Regions from separate parts of the Homo sapiens genome. Here region 2 is linked to region 1. Evidence: read pairs that join two places in POLR2A ChIA-PET (ENCODE). Cell type or tissue: CD4-positive, alpha-beta T cell. All regions are shown on one strand. Links, peaks and the distances in the headings refer to the core of each region. The heading gives the core; the rest is flanking DNA.

What was found. Peaks named below come from ENCODE experiments on the same cell type or tissue, not always from the same donor. Only the 100,000 strongest peaks of a DNase experiment are listed, where the experiment ranks them.
Region 2: POLR2A ChIA-PET joins it to region 1 with 5 read pairs; 8 of 35 experiments call an interaction of 5 or more read pairs at or near these places.

The regions. Positions count from the first base shown.
Region 1 is chr4:38,324,976-38,333,294 of GRCh38, forward strand. No RefSeq gene overlaps it. Among named protein-coding and RNA genes, the nearest start is that of LINC02513, 38 kb to the right of the region's middle. In CD4-positive, alpha-beta T cell, for the core only: no CTCF peak of the experiment used is centred there; a DNase peak (open chromatin) is centred at 4,206.
Region 2 is chr4:38,381,198-38,389,516 of GRCh38, forward strand. It overlaps LINC02513 (long intergenic non-protein coding RNA 2513), which reads left to right. Exons shown (of 2, transcript NR_149123.1): 2 at 4,180-4,562. Among named protein-coding and RNA genes, the nearest start is that of LINC02513, 18 kb to the left of the region's middle. RefSeq lists an enhancer at 4,291-4,585. In CD4-positive, alpha-beta T cell, for the core only: no CTCF peak of the experiment used is centred there; no DNase peak of the experiment used is centred there.

The DNA.
Region 1 (8,319 bases), core at 1,289-6,288:
GTTGGGCAGGCTTGGGCCGTGCAGGAGCCCACAGTGGTGGGGGGAGGCTTGGGTATGGCAGGCTGCAGGTCCCGAGCCCTGCCCCACAAGGAGGCAGCTGAGGCCCAGCAAGAATTCAAGTACAACGCCAGTGGGCCGGCACTGCTGGGGAACCCAGCGCACCCTCCACAGCTACTGGCCCAGGTGCTAAGCCCCTCACCACCTGGGGCCGGTGGCACCGGCCAGCCGCTCCGAGTGCAGGGCCACTGAGCCCATGCCCACCTGGAACTCGCCCATGAGTGCCGCGCGCAGCCTCGGTTCCCGCCCGTGCCTCTCCCTCCACACCTCCCTGCAAACAGAGGGAGCCGCCTCCGACCTCGGCCAGCCCAGAGAGGAGCTCCAATAGTGCAGCGCAGGGCTGAAGGGCTCCTCAAGCATGGCCAGAGTGGGCACCGAGGCCAAGGAGGAGCCGAGAGTAAGCGAGGGCTGCCAGCACACTGTCACCTCTCAGAAGGGGACCCAAGCAGGTTGCCACTGCTGGCTGGGGGGGGCCAGCTTTTATTCCATTATTTGTCCCCACCCACATCCTGCTGATTGGTCCACTTTACAGGGTGCTGATTGGTCCATTTTACAGAGTGCTGATTGGTGCGTTTACAATTCTTTAGCTAGACACAGAGCGCTGATTGGTGCATTTTTACAGAGTGCTTATTGGTGCATTTACAATCCTTTAGGTAGACAGAAAAGTTCTCCAAGTCCTCACTTGACCCAGAAAGTCCAGCTGGCTTCACCTCTCACCTCTTTCAAAAGACAAATAAAATGTACTCCCAAATTTCAAATAGTGATATCGACTTACCACTCAAAATATTTTGTTAATTGTTTTCTTGGTTGGAGGAATGGATTTCTTCTAAGTTGGGTCCTCCCTCACCTTTTCCCTGTGTGCCCAATGACTGACCAAGGCCAGCAAAGCAATCTGTGCTGGCTGAACTAGGTTTGTTGCTGTGCAAAGTTAACTGAGCACCTCATGATATTACAGGAAGGCGACATCATCAAGGTGCTTTGAACTCTGAGGAACATAAAAAGGCAATAGACACACAGGTTCAAAAAGGATTCTGAAAAATAAATTAGCTAGGGGGGTTCTGAATAATTGGATTTGGTTTACTTGTTCAGCAAGTATTCATTGAGTTCTGAACATAGCATTGAGTTAAGGGCTGAGGAGATGTAAAGGTGGAAAAGCCATGATCCACACCGTTGCAGAGTATGCTGTACGGCTGGCAAGTCAACACATGCACCTCAACATTAAATACCAATACAAGGCAGTAAATGTTAATGAGTGGTTGGACATCAAATGCTGGTGCTGTTCAGAGGAGAGGGAGAGAGATCACCCAGGGCTTGCAGTCAAAGAGGGCCTAAAGCTGCCCTCAAAGTTTGCAGGAGATAAGGAAAGACCGAAAGGATTGATGGAGCTCTTTAGATAGAAACCTACTGAGCAAAAGGCACAGCTCTGGGAAAGAAAACCATCCATGCTGGCGGTAATTAGCACAGGGATCAGAGTCAAGCCTGGGTGAGGGTTGGAAATAGTAAAAGATGAAGTTCAGGTTTCATTTCTTAAGTACTTATAAGGTGTCAGGCACTCTGTTCAGCCCTTGACTGACATTTTCTTGTTTAAGTATAGCAACAACATTAAGGGATCAGTATTATCTCGTGTTTCATTGTAACATGAGGAGGTTGCGGCTCAGAGAGGTTTGGTAAGTAGCCCAAAGTCACACAGCAAGTAGGTGGAAAAGCCAAAAGGCAAACCCAGTTCTACCTGTGTCCAAGTTTATGTGTTTCTTGGGAGCTCTTTTTGTCCTTTTTTTCACTTCTCCAGATCGTACTCCTCCTTGCAGCAGAGGCTTAGCAGAGGGAATAAAGTGAGGCCAGGAGGCAAAGTGTCCCATCCTGCCCATGCTGCCTGTAGCCACTGCCTGGCAAGGACCATATTTCTTCTCCCACTCACATGGCCCTGGGGGTGGTACCGAAACCAGGAAGGGGTGGCCAATATCTCTTCTTTGGCCTTCTTGGTCCTTCTGCTTTATGTCTGTATTTTTGATATCTTTGATATGTATTTTCTAAAAAGCAGGAAAATAATAATGGAATTTGACTTGCACTGTGCTATATACTCTACATGTCATATGGCTCCAGTGAGATTTAAGTTCAACAGTAAATAACAGGAAATTCTCTCAAAATGGATTTTTGTAAAGGTTAGTTCATTCCTCTCTTAAAAGAAATCCACAGGTCAGCAGTGTAAGGGCTGTATGATGGCTTCATGAAGCTTCAGAGAGGCCCTGCCTCCTTTCTTCTTAGTCTTCTACCATCTTTATTCTGCTGCCTCTTGGACCAAGATGGCTGCTTGAGCTCCAGCTATCACTTCTGTTCTCCAACCAGCAGGAAAAGGAAGCAGGTCAAACACCATTGCTTTCTCAATTTAAGGGCCTTCCCTAGAAGCTGATCACAGCATTTCCATTTATAAGTCACTGGCCAGAATGTAGTTAAACAGAACAACTAGCTGCAAGAATACTTAGAAATATAGTCTTTATTTCAGGCTGCCATGTGCCCAGGTCAAAATCCATTACTAGAAAAGAAAGAGAGAATACATATTTAGGTAGACATGGAGCAGTTCCTGCCACAAATCTATTAACTTATTTGATCTTTATTATCATACAATCCTATGAGTTGGATACAAGTATCCTCACTTTATAGATAAGGAAATTGAGTCTCAGAGAGGTTAACTTATCGAAGGTCACACAAGCTGTTAATGGAGGAGCTGGGACTGAAGTGTGTTTATCTGGCTCTAAAGATGTTCGGTCCTCACCCCTACACCTTAGACACAGAGTGCAAGTATTGAATTGATATTCATGGGTTTTTTATTGGGTGCAGGGGGAGTGTTTTTATTTTTCCTAACTAAGATGTAGACATACCCTTTATACCTTAATTCAACTGAGAAAGTGTTAACATTTTCCAAAATAAGTGTGACTAGGAAACCAAGGAGAAACAGAAACCACAATGTAATGAAATGGCGGGGCTTAGAGAGCACAGATTTAGTGTCCTGAAATCATGAAGGCCCGGCCAAGGCTGTAGAGGATGCGCAGGCTCACCTTAAAGGGCACACAGGCCTCGGTGCCTCTCCTGGCCTTCATCCAGTTGTTCTTAAACTTGCCCAGGGTGAGGAGTATTCATCAACAGATGGTTCCACTAGCTCAGCTTTTGTGATGTTTGGCTTTGATCTAGGCTAGTACCTGGGCCTCCTCTCCCTGCCATCTCATGCCAGCCAGTGGGTCCACCCTGGAGCTGGCTCACTGCATGCTGCAGCCTCTATCTGATGTCCTAAGTGAACCAGCACCAGTCCAGCATCCAGGCCTATAGAAAACCTCCATCATGAAGCTAATTAGCATAGCATAGGCGAAAGACACACCCCAGCCTGAGGAATGTCAAAGCCTTTTCTCTTCTCAGGTTACAGAAGACTTCTTATTTCCCCAGATGCTTTCTGCAGATAATTCTGGCACTTCCTCTCCAGCCAGGAGAATAATGAACCAAAGAAATCAGTCTTAGTCCATATAGTACAGTGGTCTCTGCAGAAGGCCGGCTCTCTTATAACCAGACACATTTTTGTTTCTGAGTGATTTTCTCTCTCCCACCCTCTCTCCCTCTTTTTCTCCATCCTGGCCTTCCTCTTTTCCTTCCTTCCTTCCTTCCTTCCTTCCTTCCTTCCTTTTCCTCCCTCCTTCTTTTTCCTCCCTCTTCTTCCTTCCTCCCTCCTCCCATTCCTTTCACCCTCTTGGTTTCTCTTTTCTTCTCTCTCTTGCTTTCTTGCAGGGTGCATGTGTCTCTGTGTGTGTGTGTGTGTGTGTGTGTGTGTGTGTGTGTGTGTGTGTGTTTCTATACTTGATCTTAGCCAAAAGGCTGAGAACCCATGTGTGTATTTCTGTAAGAGAGCAGACACAGTGCCTGCACCCAGCCAGTAATGGGATTCAGTGTTTTAAATGATACCCAGCAAAAAAGTCTTCACCTGAACTAGAAAAAGAGAGTGCATTCGGAAAAGCCTTCTCGGAAGACGTGGCATGGGGACACCAAAACAAATAAGCATGGAGACAAGAACTTTTGAAAACAGAATGATTTGTTCTCAGGCTCTTCTATCAAACCACCAGTCTTTTTGCCTGTGTCTAGGAGCCACCACCCTTCTGCAAGGAAATGAACAGCTACTTTGAAGCTAACAAAGCCACCTGAAGACGATCATGAGCTCCGGTTCTCTTGAAACTGCCTCCCTGGTTAGTTGCATGATTCAGGGTTTGTTTGCCAAAGAAATGAATGATTTAGGATCTTGTGCAGCTGTTTTTCTCTTTATAGAAGTTTCAGGTTTTTGTGCAAAGGAAATGCTCTAGAATGAACTGAGTTCCTCCACATCCCCATTCAGACCTTTCAGACTGGAAAAGTCTTGGCTTGGACCGTACACCTTCCAGCCTCAGACACAAATGCCTTTATCAGGCCCAACCCCACATAACCCTAAATGTGCAACAAGGAGGCACTGCTGACTTCCTCCTCCTCTTCCTCCTTCTCCTGTGTACACAGCCGTTATCCAGCTTGAGTGTCTGTCTGTCTGTCTGTTGTACTTGAAAGAATAGATGCTTTGTTCTCACACTTCGAGTTAGAACAACTTTTATCCACACTGACTTGTGAAGGCCCAGGATGCTCCTGTGGGACCTTGTTCATTTTCAGGATTTACATTACAATCCTGAATTCAGCACTCAGAAGAGATGTCACTGTCTCAGAGTAGGCAAAATCCTTTCTCTTTATGAAATGTTCCATAAAAAAAAAAAAAAAAAACAAAACCAGTGTCTGCTTTATAGCTGGAAAGAGTCACAAGTATATCATGCACCTGCCAGATTTCACTTCTTTTTGGAAAAGATAGTGCATTCCCACATATTATCATGCAGTCTCCCAGAAGGTTTGCCAGGCAGGAAGCAGAATGAATGACACAGATTTTCTTTTCTTATCACGCAGGTAAACTCGTTGCTCCTCATTTTAAAATAATGGCTTAAAAAAGATTTTTAAACCATAACTTATAGGAAAAAACCTGACCACTATGGAGGGTTTCATGTTAGATCAGTAAAAGTTAATGACTCCGGTGTGCCACAATGTTCTTAAGCACTTTTTCTATTCAACAGATCCTTATTAAGCATATATTGTATAAATAAATTTATGATATGCCCTGCTGGGAATGATAGACACATAAGAACTAGGCCTGGGCCTTAGAAGATAGCAATCTGGTAATTATAAATGGTTACTATTCACTGAGCAGGTCATGTGTGCCAAGCACTTCAGCTACCGTCACAACAGCTGGAAAACCCATCTTTATTCCCAGCAAATTAAGACTCAAATAAATTAGGTAGCTTTCAAAGTCAAAGACCTAGCAGATCATAAGAGTCAGAATTCACATCTGGGTGTGGATGACTCCAAAGCTCATTCTGTTTTCCACTACTCTATGCCACCTCTCCATTTAGCCAGGGATGTTTATCAGTCAGGGTCTTATCGGGAGACAGAAACCAGACCCCTTATTTTAAGCTGCTCACTAGGTAACTGAAAGAGTATAAAGAGAGCTCTTAAGGTGTCAAGAAGATAACAACTGCAGGAAGCAGCTACTACCCCTAAGGCTGAGGAAGTAAAAAGGGAGAAGCTGCAATGATGAAAACTTAGAATGTAGAGGGTGGGCCCTATGGAGCTGGAGCTTGGGCCTCTGAAGAGTGGATGCCGCTTGCTAGTGCTGATGTCTCTGAGCTCAAAGGAGTCTGAGGCTCAGACTCTGAGAAGCCTGGTGTCCACATTTTGGAGGGCAGTGCAACCAAGCTGGTTCTGAAGTGTTTGGGAGAACTGTCACCTGGATTCTTCCACTGCAATGGGAAGGAACTGCCACTGCCAGAGTGAAGAAGCGGTGTTGGGTGACACTCACAGGACTAGGACGCGGACAGGAAAGAGTAAGTCTCTGCTTCCTTCTTCAGCCTCACAGCCTACCTGTAGCCATTCTGTTGGCAGCGCCCGACATAGTTTCAGCTAGCAAAGCAGAAAGATGGTTTGCATCATAAAACAGAGTCGAGAAGGTAGACTTCGAACTGAATGACAGCTACTTGCTAACTAGCCCAGGAGGCAAGATCAAAGAAAACATCATCGTAGGTATTGCATGATCATGTCTCTGATGACTCTATGGATTATAAATACTCTGGAATTGAGAAACTAGTTAATGGTTGTATGTAAGGCTCTTGCTACTGAACTTGGATATTCTTGGGGGCAGGGACTATGTTCTTTTCATGCCTCTGTCTCCAAAACCTTCCTGGTAGTAGAAAGATGCTCAGCAGGGGCCAGTTAAAGAAAGGAATAACTCTAATGCTATAAGCTGTTATAAGGCTGTATGTGTTTTGCTGCTGGAGTTTTGAGATCCAGTTCTGAACCCTAGGGGCTCTTCTATTCCTGACTCAGAAGTGTGGAGGATTAAAGGGACTGGTTACTCTTAGTGAGAGCAGACTAAAGTGGTCCTTACTAAGGGATGGCAGCGTTAGAGTCTGTCCCAAGGGAGGCTCTTCCAGCCCTGGCTGGAAGTGTTCAGGATTGCTTCTCTATGGTGCTGTTTGTCTATTGCATGATGTTTGGTCCTGCCTTCAATACCAGAACCACCTTCTTCCTCTCTGGCTCCTGTCCCTCCCTTGTGTCTCACTATTGTTAGGCCTTGGAACATGTGTGTTTGCCTGGAGTTGTGGACGCAAACACTCCCATAATCACAGCACATACTTAGAGATCTGGAATAGAGAAAGAGGCAAGAGTCTGGGCCCTTAAGCTCCTGGTAATTACCATGGGTGATGCATGGATTCCTAGAAGCCCAGCATATCAGCTCTGTTAGAGCACTGGAAAGGGACTTAGAAGTCTACTGATTCAGCACCCTCATTTTACAGGTACAGAAACCGTAACTCAAAGGTAAAGAGTTACAGTTTGGGAATCACCTCTCTCAAACTCTACAGCTAGTAAGCCAGTCCAGAGTATTTTGCACAGTGTCCCATGGGTCCCTGCCCCTCTTTGCTGCACTTTTTTTTTTTTTTAAATGGAGTCTCACTCTGTAGCCCAGGCTGGAGTGCAATGGCATGATCTCGGCTCACTGCAACCTCTGCCTCCTGGGTACAAGTGATTCTCCTGCCTCAGCCTCTCAAGAAGCTGGGATTACAGGCATGTGCCACCATACCCGGCTAATGTTTGTATTTTTATTAGAGACAGGGTTTTGCCATGTTCGCCAGGCTGGTCTTGAACTCCTGACCTCAGGTGATCCGCCCGCTTTGGCCTCCCAAAGTGCTAGGATTACAGGTGTGAGCTACCGTGCCTGGCCTGCTGCACATTTTTGAATTGAATACAAACATTTCAGTAGAACATACTTGATGTGAGGCACAGAACTTTTGCATATTGTTAGAATCCTGAGTTGAATTAAATTAAATATTTTATTTGGAAAACACTGGGGCATTCTGGATTAGTTTCACCTTAAAGGTTTTATGTAGTATAGTATAATAACATTTTGTTCTAAATATGATTGCTAAATGATGCATTCATATAAATATATAAACATGGATTCATAAAAAAGAAATAAACATATATAAACATATATAATCTAAAGCCCTTGGAACCAGAGTTTTCTAGTTCATATTTCCAACTATAGGGAAATATTAAAGATAAAGTGGCTTACTAAAGGCTTTTCTATTCAACATGGATCAGCAACAAATTGATACTTGGTGGTATTTCCACCGGTAGCCAGTTTGTTCCACTGTTTCATTCCATCCATTTAAATCAGTAATCCTTACAGCCACACTGCTCCTGGCACTGAGACAAGCAGAAGCGACCAGCAAAGAGGAGGGGAAGGTCATCTTAAGTCTCTCAAGGCCCTGAGAGCAGCTGGTCAGCATCATAACCTCCCCGCTCCTTCCCCCCTGTTACTCAGGTCCCTCCCCAGAACTCTCCTGACCTGGCCAAATTTAACTTTGAGTTAACCTTGCCATTGCAAGCACAGCGCCTTCTGTCCAGATAAACCACACACAGTTTATGGAAAAGTCATGGAAAGGCAAGACTGAATGAGGAAATTTCTGTTTTTCTGGAAGGTTTTCTTGAGCCCTTTGCGAGAATTCATTTCCACTCTCCCTAGATGGGTATGATGGCGGGATAATGGACGCAGGAAACTTATCAAACATCATATATCAAAATCTATGCTTTATTCTATTGTTTGGATGCCTCATGAACTTCTCTTCATTATTTTCATCATCACTCTTCCTTTAAAAA
Region 2 (8,319 bases), core at 1,724-6,723, 57 kb after region 1:
TCTTATGCAAAAGGCCTTCACCGGGACTCCTTAACCAGATTGCATCTCTCCTCAAGCCCTTCCCATGTAGAGATTCTGGAGCCACCATCTTGCTAAGGGTTGGTTGAGAGTTAAAGACCACTTGAGACCCTTCAGAACAGAAAGCAATTCAACTGTTCAAAAACTAGTGATTCCTTAAAAATTAAACATGGTGGGGAAAAATTAAGGTGTTGGGGAGATGTTCCAGATTACCAGTGATTAAAGAGACATTACTACCAACACAATGCGGATACTTCTTTTTTTAAAAAACAGCTATAAGAGATAATTGGAGAACAGTTAAGAAATGACTATGATTATGAATTGGATAATTGATAATAGCAAGGGAATTATTGTTAATTTTCTCAGCTCTGATAATGCTAATGTGGTCATGCAGGAAATGTCCTACAATCTTCAGAGATGCACGGGGAAGCTTTTAGGGCTGAAGTGTCATGATTTCTGAAACCAACTTTCAAATGGTTCAGAAAGAAAAATAGAAAGATTGGTTTGTAAGTTAAACATGGCAAATGTTAACAATTGTTGAATCTGGTAGAGGCTAGACAGCTGTGCACTGAAATATTCTTTCAGGTTTTCTGCATGTAATTTTCATAATAATAAGTTTTGGGTGAAAGAGCCTGGGGTGAGGAGACAGTGATTGCTTACAGATTGGCCAAAGAAGGCCGGGAACTTGGCCAATGCGAAGGCCTTCGGGGATGAGTTAAAAAGCTCGGTCTTGACCACATGGGGTTGAATGCAAATTCTTTCTCAATAAAACAGAAACACAGAACTGGACCAAGGATTCAAGTACTGGATGGGAGATTTGGCAGTCCTTCCAATAAAGTTAGCAGTGGCAGCTGTAGTGGTGATAAAATCGCCTGGACTCTGCTGTAAAATCAAGAAGACCAAGCTGAAGTTCCATGTGGAATATGCGTGGTCCAGTGATTTTCTGTGAATAGCTGGGACCTGTCTGCCAGGGTTGAAACCCTCACTCAATGGCTCACTAGTCTAGTGACCTTGGACAAGTCACTTAACATTTCTGACACGCAGTTTCCTCTGCTAGTACTCATCTCCTGGAATTGTTATGTGTGGAGATTAAATAGGACAACATATATAAAATGCTTAACACAAGATATGGCCCACAGTGAGCACTCAACAAACATTGCTCTCATTTTCACTGCACAGGGAGAAGGATAGGGTAAAAGAGAAGGCTTGTTTGCCACTGACTGTAGCAGCAAAAGCAGCCCAACCCACATCTTCTGCCACTTTGTTTACAATTACATGTATGTTCGGGTTATTTAATTTCTTTCTTTTAAGTGAAATTGTGTGGCCCGGGGTTAGCAGGGATGCTAATGAAGTTAAACAACGGAGGAGATTACGCCCTAGCATGGAAAATAAACATTGAGGTCCCTGCTTCAGCGTTTATCTTCAATGATACCTCATCTTTGCCTGGGTAATTATCTCTCGACAGCAGACAGTGCTCCAGCAGCAACGGATAATTCCATTAACATTACCACTTAAACACAGCCTCTCCAGGCTGCTCAGGTCCTCCGGTTGCTTGCTAAGCCTTAGGGGCCTCATATCATTTTGGAATTAAAATGACAGAGTAAATTATTCAAGCACATTTGGTTTTTTCCTAAGCAAACCTCTGCACATCCTTGACTCATCATTTCCCCCCAAAAGCATTGCTGCTGAGAATATTAATTGTAGCAACTCAGTGCTAGCTTTATTATGAAATTTGAGGGTTGGTGATAGTGGAACACTGCTAGTCCTTGGTGAGCTGGTTTCTAATTGTCTGAGGATGAGAAATAGGTGAAAAGGTGGCCTCCTCTGAAAGGGAAAAGTAAGTTTCATGTTTTCTGGAGACTTCTAAATGCCACAAAAGAATTCTGGCCAAAAAAAAAAAAGGAAGAAAAAAGAAAAAATCCAGATCATGTGTATACTTAGGCATGGTGGTGACCCAGAGACCAAGCAAAACAAAAGAAGCAAATTTCATGAGAAAATCCAGCTAAAATTTCATTATTTAAAATGAGTGTGTACTCTCTGTCTAGGTGTCTGTTCCCCAGCCCTGTCTTTGACTGGTCTCATTGCTGGGTGGCATCTTTAACAGAGAGTGTGCAAGAGCCATTGGCAGCAATCTCCTGTGTGGTTGGAGCCTAGCAGTTTACAAGGAGCTTCCCTACACATTGTATCACAATGACCTTGCCAGGTTAGTGGTGCACACCCTGTTCCATGTCACAGGTGAGGGCCCTGAGGCCTACAAAGGTAAAATCACCTACCCGACATTCCATGTCAAATATGGTGGCAGGAGGACTTGAATAGAAGTCTTTGGAGTCGGAAGATCCTACATGGCTTCACGAGAGAAGGGAAAATGTTTATCATTTCATTTTCCTGTGCAGAAAGGACTTCAGCCTTTCTGTCAATGCTAAAGATCTATCTTCTTTCAAAGATAGGAAGTCAGGGTGTCTGCAAAGCACATATTTTCCCACTGGGCTGACCCCAAGTTGACCTTTATACTCCTCTCCACTATCTGTTAATTCCTTGTGTCTGGGTTCCAATGGAAGTGTGGACAGAATGAATGAATGAAGTGAGATAATGGTTGCCTCTCTCACAAAGCTAACACATAGTAGGCTCTCGAAAAAGGCTTCGTCTAATTAAAAAGCAATATTTATTTACTAGCTCTGGCAGCAGATTTGGTCAGCAAAGAGGTCAAAGGGTTGACTTGAATTAGGTTTGAAGGTTGGCTGGAATTCAATTACCCATGACCCTCTAGTCTCTCCTGCCAGCCATGATTAATGGAGGCTGGCTAAAGTAGGATGGGGTTAGTAACACTGAAATCAACCTTCTCTGGAGAATAAAGACGCTGAAATTATCTAAGGAGCATTCTCAAGCCAGATGAGATTTCTTAGGTGGGAAATAACCTTGTGATTCAGCCCAATAACATCAGGGATCAGATCCAGAGACAAAGGACATGCACAATAAAGCTGGGGAATCCTTGCTCCTAATTTTTTCTGACAATCACAGGGGCCTCGTCACCCTGCCTAACATGGATAAATTATCATCAAGGGCTGTGGATGGTTTGGATCTGGATTTTTAAACATCTTGCTTGAGGATATTTGGGGTATACATTAGGGAAAAAGGTCAATTAAAAATCAGATAACTGCATCATTTAAAATAAGAAGAGACTCTACCCTGATCATCACCACTTTCCTTTTTCCCAATACAGATTTTTCCCTCTCGGCCTCGCCCTAATGTTGATCTAATTGCCTTCTCACAATACAAGAAGGCCTTGAAAACTCGGGATTCAGCTACAGGTTTCTTTTTATATTAAAACTTTCTTTTGGAGCTGATCTCTTAGAAGATATTTTGAAAATATGAAGATAATAACAGTTTCTTGTTTGCTTGTTTTCTGTTATTATTTACTAACTTTTTTGAATAAATTTTCAACTTTTTCCAGTCCTTTTGCTTTTGTCTAGCAATGTCTTATGCAGTAGGTAAGGGAAGCTCAAGGAGACATTTTTCCTTTTTGTTATTGTTCTAAGTCTGCACCTCAGTTTCTGTCCTGCTTTGTTTTCAGAGCTCAAGTTCTGTAGCCTATCCTAATTTGCAAGGCTGGCTTATGAGACAAGTTAAGGAATCATTAAGGCACCTACCCTTTGCCTCTTCATTGGCCAAGTAGCTTAATTAACTTAGTTGAAATGCAGTCTAGTATTATGAGAGCAATTGCATTTGTGTATCTTAATAACTTACCTGTCCTCATGCAATAGTCCACATCCCTCTAATAAAAATATATACATGCACATGCGCTTTGACGTATCGATATTCAAGCTCACAAAATAAGCTCAAACTTGAAAAAGATCCAGACTACGGCAACGTTTATTATTTTTAGAGCATAACCTAGTCATTTTGATTAATTCGTTTGGATTGCTTTTTCCTGCAGCTCCCCAGGGAGAGGTGGGAGGAAAAGGCGGTAAAAACATAAATTTTCTTTGGTGATGAGTTCGCATGTTTAGAACTGTAACATGGCAAATCATTGTGAAATCTTCTAATGGATGCCTGTCTCATGCCAAATAAGCCCAGTACCCAAAGCACATCAAGAAATAATTGAAAGACACTGGACTGAATCCAAAAGGTTGTGGCTAATGTTTCACCTAATCTCTCTCCCAGGTCTCTCCTGCCTACTGCCGGCCCTACCCACAAGATGTGAACTTCAGAGCCTTCTTGCAACTGCTTCTTGGCTATTTTCACCCTCTAACCCTCTGGAAGAAGAATGAGGACTATTATGAAGGCAAAAGCATAAAAGGGGAAAAGATTAGCCTCCAGAGTAGGAAGATTGGGTTGTTGGAAGCCAGCACAAGTCTTCCCCTGAAAGAGTTAATTCGCCTCCAATGGGGGTAGGGACTGACCTGGGAGGGGCCTCAGCCTACATAGGACAGGCCTAAAGGCCCCATTGGGGCTGAAGGTGACACTGGGTCAGATCCCTAGGATTCTGCAACTTGAGGTGGGAGTGTCTATAAGCTGGAAACAAAAGTTTCAAAAAAAAAAAAAAAGCTCATTTTGTTTTCAATTCGTTTTATCTTGGCTCTATCTCAGGCACCACTGACTTCAGACCTTTCAAAGCTAAGGGTGGGGTAGGGTGGGGCTTAGTGATTTTTTTTCTTAAAGAGAGAGAACAGGGAATGTGCCTTGAACATGCACAATTTGCTTGAACATGATCATAGTCATTAATAAAAACATTGAGCAATATTTGCTTCTATGTCTTTGGAACTGGCATTTGCAAAGGTAGCATTGACAGATCAGAGAACAGAAAGGAATTCTGCGGTTACTCGTGGAGGAATTTGGACCTGTGAGATATTCATGATGTTAATTATTTATAATTTCAGTTGTTTTAGGCCAGGCTTTGAGCTTCAAGATAATGTGCTCAGAATTGGCAACAAAAATGGTCATTTTTTTGCTAGTAATTACTGGCTTTGAGCTTCAGCTATTTTAGAAGGACACAGAGAGATCTTTAGATCATGTATTCCTGACTTAAGCAAGGAAGGAAAGAAGGAAGGAAGGAAGGAAGGAAGCAAGGAAGGAAGGAAAGAAGGGAGGGAGGGAGGGAGAGAAAGGAAGGGAGGGAGGGGAGGAGGAGGAATAGGAAGAAGAAAAGAAAGGAAAGAAGGAAGGAAGGAAAAAGTAAGGCAGGGAGGCAGGCAGGAACAAAGAAAGAAAGGAAGAAAAGAAGTAAAAAAAATTTTTTTAAAGGACAACCCACAAAACCTCAGAATTTAACTAAGTTCCAGGCCTGAAATTTATTTTTTTGAACAATAGAGATGCACTATACTGTAAGAAAACACAACATGTAAAAATTCAAACTTGCCAAACTAAACAGAGAGAAGTTAAACATTTTACAGGAAAATTTGCTACTAGGACATGTTAAATAAAAGCGCCCTCAGTATCTTTAAACTAGAGATTGATGTACACTTTAACCTTTTAAAACCACGTAAAGTGAAGTCTCCCATGTAAATATCATTCTTAATGTGGAATATCCACACTTGAAAGTCACACATTGCTGGGGTTCAACCTCAGCTTCACCACTCATAGCATGTGACTGTGGCCAAGTTACTTCACCTCTCTGAGCCTCAGTTTCCCCATCTGTAAAATGAGGGCAGTGATAGCACCTGCCTGATTAGACTTAACTGAGTTGCTACACAGAAAGCCATGAGGAAGTCCTGCCACTCAGCAGGTGTTTCATGGCTCTTAGCTTCCTAAGCCTTCTCTTTCCTTCCTACTTCTGGGACCACGTGGTTCAGCCAGCATGGAACAAAAGAAAATTTGACCCACTTTGTAGCTTTAGATGCCTCAGCTTTATGCCAAGTAAGTTGTAACCTCAAACAAATGGGACCCAGAGAGCTTATGGCTGTTTCTGCCTTTCTCATATTTATTTATTTTTTAAACAAATACTTGTATAATGCTTACTATGTGATAGGCATATTCTAAGCACTTGGCAAATACCGACTCATCCAATCTTTTATAACAACCCTATGAAATATATAGTATTATTTATTATTCCCATCTTACATTTGAGGAAGCAGAAACACAGAGAGCTTAAGTAACTGGTCCAAGGACCATAACAGGTACCTGCACAGCCAAGAACTGAACCCAGACAATCTAGTCCATTCCCTCAGTAGGTCTCATGGGTGTATTATTTATTTGGAAGGCCTGCTGAAACCAAAGCAGCCAAATGAAATACCAGGGCCAGTTCTGCACAGACTAAAAAATAACAGCAGGGCCAGAAGTACTGAAGTTGCAAAACCCTCTGCTGATAAGCTTTCACTGCCAGAACCTCAGACCAGAGAGATCTAGATGAAGTTGACTGAATAAGCAAGCTGATTTCCAGTCCTTTGGCACACTGCCCTCTCTCCACTCCTACCACCTAAAAGGGTGCAGACTCCTCTCAGGTTTCTTCATTCTTCCTCACTCTCTTGGCTCAGTGAATGTGAAATTGCTGGCTGTTGCAGCCTAAGTGGGTGGAAGGGTGGCTGGAGGACGGAGAGCATTCAAGTAGTCAAAGAAAAAAAGAAATAACTTGTTTTAACATTTTAATAACTCTAATTTTTAAAATTATCAAAGCAATACCTTTTTTTTTCTTTTTTTTGACAAAGTCTCACTCTGTCACCCAAGTTGGAGTGCAGTGGCACGATCTCGGCTCACTGCAACCTCCACCTCCCGGGTTCAAGTGATTCTCCTGCCTCAGCCTCCCAGCAATACCTCTTTATAGCAGACATTGCAAAGTGGCTGACTCAGCCCCAATTCCTAACACACACATCCCCATCCCTCCTTCCACTTTCCAGCTGGGGATGGCCATGTGACACAAATCTGGCCAGTTAATGTTAAATCTGTGATGGCGTTCTCGTTTGTGTTTTCCTGAGACAGTCCTTCCTGTTCCTTTCCTCTCTCTTTGAATGAATGTGTGATAACTGGTGGGTACAATGACCACATGAAGGCCATGAAGGAAAAGCCATAAACATTTCAGACATTGGTCTTGGCATTGTTGAGCTGCTGAACCACTATTGTTTGAATTTTTGTTACTTACAGCCAAGGACAATCTTATCTTTACAAAGTTCATTATTTTAAAAAGTTAGAAAATACAGGAAAAATAATAACAATGGGGGAAAATAGCATCTGTAATCCTACCATCCAGAAATAACTAAAATCAATATTTCAACATATATTCCTTCAATTTTTCCTCTTTTTTATTGTTTTACAAAAATTTGGAGTAACGCTCCAGAAATAGTTTTGTAACTGATTATTTTACTTACCAATGTGCTATGGCCATTTTTCTATAACAATTATTCATCTACTTATCATTGCATGGATGTTCCAAGGTTTATCTAGCCATTCCCTATTGTCAAATATTTGTTATTTTCCATTTTTAACCATGGTAAACAGTAATAGTGTGAACATGTTTGTAGATGCATCTTTATCTGATTATTTCCTTAGGATAAATTCCTAAAATTGCTGTGAATTGCTGGATTAAAGGGAATGCACATTTTATAGGCTTTACGGACCTATAGATAAAATGCCGTTCATAAAGGTTTTACCAGATTTTCTGCATTCACTTATATTGTGTGCCTTTTTGTTACATCACTATCAACACTGGGATTTAAAAATGTCTGTCAGCTCAATACGCAATGTATAGATTAATTTAAACTAATTTAATAATTTATTGTTTGACATTGTATTAGTCCATTTTCACGCTGCTGATAAAGACATACCCAAGACTGGGCAATTTACAAAAGAAAGAGGTTTAATTGGACTTACAGTTCCACATGGCTGGGGAAGCCTTACAATCATGGTGGAAGGCAAGGAGGAGCTAGTCACATCTTACATGGATGGCAGCAAGCAAAAAAAGCTTGTGCAGGAAAACTCCCTCTTATAATAACTATCAGCTCTTGTGAGACTTACTATCAGGAGAACACCAGGGGAAAGACCTGCCCCCATGATTCAATTACCTCCCACTGGGCTCCTCCAACAACACATGAGAATTCAAGATGAGATTTGGGTGGGGATACAGCCAAACCATATCAGACATATTTCCATGACATCATTTCCCATTTTCAATTCTATGAATTACCTATTATGTACCAAACACTGGTCTAGGCAGTTTGCATATTCTTTTTTTAAAAATCTTCACAAACCATTATCTTTTATTTTGAGTGAGTAAACTATGGCTCACTCATAGTAAGGGGCTAAGTTACTTGTCTGAGATCACACAAACTGGTAAGTGATCAAACTAGGGTCCATAACTAGGTCTGCCTGACT